Regions from separate parts of the Mus musculus genome. Here region 2 is linked to region 1. Evidence: chromatin contacts called from ENCODE Hi-C or POLR2A ChIA-PET data. All regions are on one chromosome and are shown on one strand. The core of a region is the stretch at or near the end of the contact, and the rest is flanking DNA. Distances in the headings are between cores, read along the strand shown. Region 1 holds the start of Pex16 (peroxisomal biogenesis factor 16). Region 2 holds the start of Slc35c1 (solute carrier family 35, member C1).

Evidence for each region. Hi-C counts contacts between places; a loop is a spot of excess contacts on that map. ChIA-PET counts read pairs that join two places held with the same protein, here RNA polymerase II (POLR2A).
Region 2: a map of T-helper 1 cell shows a loop between it and region 1 (2.3-fold over the local background). The contact joins the promoter of Slc35c1 here to the promoter of Pex16 in region 1. A Hi-C loop is called at or near these places in 3 of 37 maps with a recorded cell type or tissue (T-helper 1 cell, heart and mouse trophoblast stem cell). POLR2A ChIA-PET finds 5 or more read pairs at or near these places in 3 of 5 experiments (Patski and embryonic stem cell).

The regions. Positions count from the first base shown.
Region 1 is chr2:92,373,677-92,376,924 of GRCm38, reverse strand. It overlaps Pex16 (peroxisomal biogenesis factor 16), which reads right to left and starts at 1,686. Exons shown (of 11, transcript NM_145122.2): 1 at 1,250-1,686; 2 at 1,019-1,054; 3 at 222-298. The coding sequence starts at 1,361.
Region 2 is chr2:92,458,045-92,461,292 of GRCm38, reverse strand. It overlaps Slc35c1 (solute carrier family 35, member C1), which reads left to right and starts at 1,499. Exons shown (of 2, transcript NM_211358.2): 1 at 1,499-2,626. The coding sequence starts at 2,095.

The DNA.
Region 1 (3,248 bases), core at 437-2,936:
CCATTGCCCAGCCTTGTTTTTTGTTTGTTTGTTTGTTTTATTTTGTTTTTTAAAAGAAAAGAAAAGAAACTTCATGCATGAGACTACCAACAATTGATCTGCGGCTCATGTGGGCATGCCTCACTCTCTGAGACAACGACATGTACCACACGTGCTGGTCATTACTGTTTTCCTCCCAAGTCCCTGAGCTTCCCACCCCCAGCTCCTGGCAAAGTTCTCACCACAGGCAACTTTTTTCGAAGCTCCTTCCTCAGGATCCCGTCATTGAGCAGCACCAGCAGGTTCGAGGCAGAGTACACTGAGAAGCAGATTGTGGTCTTGAGAGGCCGGCCCTGCTGTGGCCTTCACCCCTCTCACCCTTACCCCAGAGCCCTACCGATCACAGCTACCCACAGACTGTGTGGAAACCAACAAGCCTCTCCGCCCACTACCTCAGAGCCCCATTCTCTCCATGATGACATCTGAGCCAGTAAGAAATGAGCTGATTGGAGTGACAAGCCAGCCCTTGCTCTGCTGGACAGCACTGGTTACTGAGCTGCTCAAAACTGCCTGTCATGTTCCAAACAGCCAAATGTGTGGTCCCACCAACTCATCTTTGCTCTCTTCAGATGGTCCCCCCTGAAGGACTACATCACACCTACCTTTCAAAATCCCCCTCATCCTTTCATGATCTTCACTACCCCCACTAAGCAAACAGAGCCCTTACAGCAGGGAGGTGGGGGCACTTGAACACTGGTCCTGACATCAAGGACTTTTCTGAACTTGTATTCCTTCAGCTAGACAGAACAACAGTGCCCTTCTCATACTCATAGGTCTGATGAACTAGCAAGGTCAGGAAAGTTGCTTAATCCTAAGCAAAACCAGGAGTGAGAAGCCAGTCAGAGCCCTCACAGGTCGCCCAACTCTGGGGACACCAACTGTCTTGGGCGATGGACAGCTGATCTAGAGGGAAGCTCAGGACCTTCAATCAAGGTTCCGCTGGAAGCCTTCTCCCTCCCCAGCCCAGAGTCCAACTTACCCAGTTCAGACAGCTCGTGTGAATCGGAGAAGCGACCTAGGGAAGAAGGTATAGAAGGCGTTGGTGAGCGTCTGTTTTACCCTGCGGCTTTGGGTTCTCTAGTTTCCTCTACGCCACAGGAACCCAGACAGAACTGAAGCACCGCGACCACTACCCTGGGTCAGCAGGCAAAGAGCCATAGGGTTCCTGGGTCAGAGTCCCCAAGAAATGGGTCAAAGGTCAGTGTGGCACCTGCCAGCAGGTAACTGAGGCCCCGCACAGCCGTCTCCAACTGGGCCGTGGCGGCTGGATGACGAGTCACATACTCCTGGTAGCGGAGGCTCAGGAGCCGTAGCTTCTCCATCCTGCTCTGGCCACTGACAGTCCCACCGGCCGACAGCAAGGCTGGCAGCGGCGCCCTGCGTCCTGAGCCCTCCTTCCTGCTTCCGGCCCTAAGCCCGCCTCCCGGTTGCTCAACTTCCGCAGCCCAGGAGGACTTAGACCCGCGGAGCCCCTGAACGCCCCTTCACCCCATCTCTAGCGCCTCCTCCCCGAGACCGGGAGCTCCCACCCTCCCTCCTTCCAGCCATTGGCTCCTTCTCTCTCCGCCCTGAAGCTCTCTAGAGCTTCTGGCACCCGATCTGCAGCCTCCTTGGTTGGCTGTCTTGGCGCCTGCGTAGTTACAACTTGCGGGCAGGCTGAACAGTTCATACTAGAGAAGGTACTAAGGAGCCTCAGACTTTCTCAGAAGATCGCCGAGAGCTCGAACGGGAGGGTCGGGAAGCAAAGAGTTTGGGATTTAAGGCACAGGGAACCTTGAAATTGTCGTAAATAGGTCTCAGCAGCCGCCAGTCTCGAGTTTTTCACAAAAGCCAGTGCCGGGTTTTTGCTGGGGCAAGCCTAACCAGCAGATTTAGAACAGTGGCTTCGGCTCCAGTTTCTTCAGAACACATGGACCCCCAAAACCCGTACCCGATGACTCCCTCCTTGGAGAATACCCTGGCCTATCCCTCTGCTCTCCGTTTAGGGACGACCCTGCGCATTAGCTTCCCCGATCTGCACCTCGGGTTTCCTCATCTACAAAATTATTTGGGCCCGACTTGGACCTTGAACTCGGAATGAATCCCAGCGTTTTCCGGCCCTTGGATGCACTTCCAGGTTCTAAGCTGGCCTCCAAGAGTTGGTGGAAACTCCTATGGCTCCATTCATGAACTGAGCTGCAATGCTGTCAAGGTGCTGCAGAAGTGGAGGGAGGGAACCGTTCCTGGGAGGCAGTTGATTGGCTGTGGGAAGAGGGGGCTTGGCAAATCTGCGCCATTGCGGACTCCGCCCGCGAATTTATGGTATATAAAGAATTGTAATACATTTAATACCCTACCAGATATTATCTTTAGACAAGGACAGAATATGCCGTTACGCCCATCCACTATATTACGTGCATGTACGAAAATGTCATAATGAAGCTCATTATTTTAGTTTGCATGTTTTGAGACAGGATCTCACTGTGAACCCCTGGCTGGCCTCAAATGCATAGAGATCTGCCTACGTCTGCCTCCCAAGTGCCGGGATTAAAGGCATGTGCCAGCACAAGAGACAAAGCACATTGTTTTGTACAATTAATAAAACACTAATAAAAATTCTCATTAGAGAGCTGGAAAGATGGATTCAGGAGTTAAGAAATGCTCGTTTAACCGGGCAGTGGTGGCACACACCTTAATCCCAGCACTTCGGAGGCGGAGGCGGAAGCAGAGGCAGGCAGATTTCTGAGTTCGAGGCCAGCCTGGTCTACAAAGTGAGTTCCAGGACAACCAGAGGTACACAGAGAAACCCTGTCTCGAAAAACCAATAGCCTGAGCCAGAACCAGGCGGTTTAAGCAGCACACTCACCAGGAATTTAAGGCACAGGGAATGAAGTGTCCCAACATGCCACCACTTCCTTCCCTTTCTTTGATCCATGTGGAGCCAGGCTCCCATTGTTGCCAACCACTCGTGCCAGCAAAGATTCAAGGAAAGGTGCGGTGAGCCTCAGAAGAGTCTGGTATGGGAACTGTGGAAGTCGTTTTTCACCCTGTCCTGAGGCCTCACGTGCTCCTCACCCTACTGGCAATTGTGATGGCTCGATCTTCGTTGATGGCTTGGTGGGTTTGGAATCGCTGTAGCAACAAAGCTCCGAGTTTATGGCAACACATCCATGGTTGTATTCCCAGAAACACTGAATCTAGGGGCCTCGGTCTGGATGTTTGTATCCTTA
Region 2 (3,248 bases), core at 250-2,749, 85 kb before region 1:
TAACTCAGACAGGCCTTGAACATTTTTTGTTTTGGTTTGGTTTTGGTGTTTCGAGACAGGGTTTCTCTGTGTAGCTCTGGCTGTCCTGGAACTCACTCTGTAGACCAGGCTGGCCTCAAACTCAGAAATCCGCCTGCCTGCCTCTGCCTCCCAAGTGCTGGGATTAAAGGCGTGTGCCACCACTGCGCGGCTGAGCTTTTGATCTTCCTATCTCAATTGGGATTACAAGCCCTTTACCATCAGGCCCTACTAATAAAATAGTAATTGAAATACTTTAAGCGAGACATCTTTATAACCAACCACATAAGCAATAAGTCTGGAACCCACTGTGTTAGCCATTTCCATAATAAAACCAGCTCAACCTAGGGCAAACTTGCCTGTCCAACAATGGTGCTAGGGAGAAACCAGAGAAAAGTCAGCCCTTCCAGATGCCCAGGTGTAAAAGACCTGGAGCTAATGGCCCACTCAAGCCTGGTTCCCGGGACTGAGAAGGGTACTCTCGTAGGGGAGTGGCGGCATCCGCAGTTCTCCCAACCACGCCCTTCTGGAAGCACCAGCTTGGACCCATAGGGCCAAAGATGCATCTTGTCAAGGGATGCGCCAAACGACAGTAACAGAATGGAGGAGTCCCAGGCTAGCTGGGGTGGAGGGTGGGAGATGGCGTTGACCTTAGATAAAGGAAAGAGGCTTTCTTGATGGGCTCCCGTGGGTAATCGCCCCACCTTGCCCAAAGCCCGACGTGGCAGGAAGTCGTACTGGGGGCGCGGCTTGGGCAGCGTTGCAAGTTCAGCCGAGGGTGGTGCTGCAGGTGCACCCGAGGGCACCGCCGAGGGTGAGCACCAGGTCCCTGCATCAGCCAGGACACCAGAGCCCAGTCGGGTGGACGGACGGTACGTTCTGGAAGGGAAAGGGCCCCGGGAAGGGGATACAGCATTGAGAAGCTCAGAGGCTTTGGTCTGGGCATCCAGAATGGACTTTATCTGGAGGAGGTGACATGGCTTCTCGCCTCTGGAAGTGCTGCTTGGATCTCCGGGACTTCATGTCCTGACTAGGTCTGGAAGCGGTGAAAATAGGGGTAGGAAAAAAGGAGAGGACTGCAACAAGGTCTTCCCGAGTGGCCTGAGCTCGAGGGACGAGGGAGGTGCAACGGTGGGGAGCCGGGCGCAAGGGCTGGGCGGAGGGAGGGGGGGGGTCTCCCTAAGCAGAAAGGTGGTATTCCATTTTCTGGGTAGATGGTGAAGATGCACCTGACCGAGTCTGGTCGATCTGAAGATATCAGGGGAAAAGATAGTGCGGGTGGAGGGGAGAATGACAGAACCTTCCAGAAAATGGGAGAGGCTATAGCACTTGCAAACCCTTCCCTGATCTCCGGGGACTCCCGGAAGAAGAGGGCAGGTCTGTGGGCATAGGTGCAGACTTGCCGGGGAGCTCTTGACGGCCGCGGGAAGTGGCAACGGCCTGCGAGCTGGCCCTTTAAGGCGGCTCGTAGGCGTGTCAGGAAATGCGCGCAGGGCCCGCCCTGCTCGGTAAGTGGCCCGGGACCCGCGTCGCTGAGCCGGAACTTGAATTCGGCTCGTGGCAACCGCAGGGCCTTGCTCCGGTCAGGCCCCTGTCCGTGTCCCTCGAGACGCCTTCCTGAGCCTCGGTGATCTCCCTGCAGCACGCCCTCCTTTCGGCTCTGCGGGTGCTTCCGGGGGTTCCCGCAGCCCATGCTTCCCACGCGGTCCGCGTCCAGTTATTTCCTCCTCCGCTCCGTCCTTCCTTCGCTCTCTCGCTTCCTTTCTCCCTGCGACTCACGTGTCCCCTGTCCTCAAACTGGCCATGGCTGTCAAAGCCCACATCCTTAGTTAGGCCCCTTCTCCCTTCCCTGGGTCTTGTTTCGTGACACCACCTCCCTCCCCCGCCCCGGGAGCGAGCAAGATGAGGAGCGGTGCACCTCGGCAAATCCGGAAGCAGAACTTCATCCAAGAAGGAGGGGACCGATAGGTCATCCCATGTGACAGTTGAAGGCTGCAGCCACAGACCCTAGCTGCTTGAAGCCCTGTAGTCCAGGGACTGCTTCTGGCCGTAAGGTGACCCAGCTCTTCTGCCACCATGAACAGGGCGCCTCTGAAGCGGTCCAGGATCCTGCGCATGGCGCTGACTGGAGTCTCTGCTGTCTCCGAGGAGTCAGAGAGCGGGAACAAGCCATTTCTGCTCCGGGCTCTGCAGATCGCGCTGGTGGTCTCTCTCTACTGGGTCACCTCCATTTCCATGGTATTCCTCAACAAGTACCTGCTGGACAGCCCCTCCCTGCAGCTGGATACCCCCATTTTTGTCACCTTCTACCAATGCCTGGTGACCTCACTGCTGTGCAAGGGCCTCAGCACTCTGGCCACCTGCTGCCCCGGCATGGTAGACTTCCCCACCCTAAACCTGGACCTCAAGGTGGCCCGAAGTGTGCTGCCGCTGTCAGTGGTCTTTATCGGCATGATAACCTTCAATAACCTCTGCCTCAAGTACGTAGGGGTGCCCTTCTACAACGTGGGACGCTCGCTCACCACCGTGTTCAACGTTCTTCTCTCCTACCTGCTGCTCAAACAGACCACTTCCTTCTATGCCCTGCTCACCTGCGGCGTCATCATTGGTGAGTGGGACTGGGGGCGTGGGGAGCAGGAATCGTAAAGATCAATACCACATTACTCATTATCTGTCCCAGGTCTTTTGCACCACCAGTCATAGGGAGAGACCTGTAGAGAACAAATAACTTCCTTACTGTGACTCAGTAAGTTAGGGATCCAGCCAAGGTGAACATAATAATGTTAGGCAGACACTACAGCAAAGCCAGCCAGACACTCAGATCTAGCTAAGCATTTGAGCCATGTTAATGTAACGGATCCCCATTACAAGGTATAATATAGCTGCGTTTTATGGAGAGAAACCCAAGGCACAGAGAAGCTAAGTAGCTGGGATCACACAGGTAATCACTGACGTAGCAGAAATTTGCACATAAGCAGTTACCTCCATAGGTTACACTCTTGACCAACACACCACTGTTCTCAAGAGGTCAAGGGTGAACTCAGGTCATCACAATTGGCACAAGTACCTCTACCCACTGAGCCATTTCAGTGGTCCAGTCAATATGTGTGTGCTTTAAGAGGCTTTAACTACCTTCTCAGATGTGACCATAAGTAATTAATTACCGATAGGAGCGTTGTGCTGATCATTACACTTGTAGCATCCTCTTTATTGTACCCATAAGCTCTCTG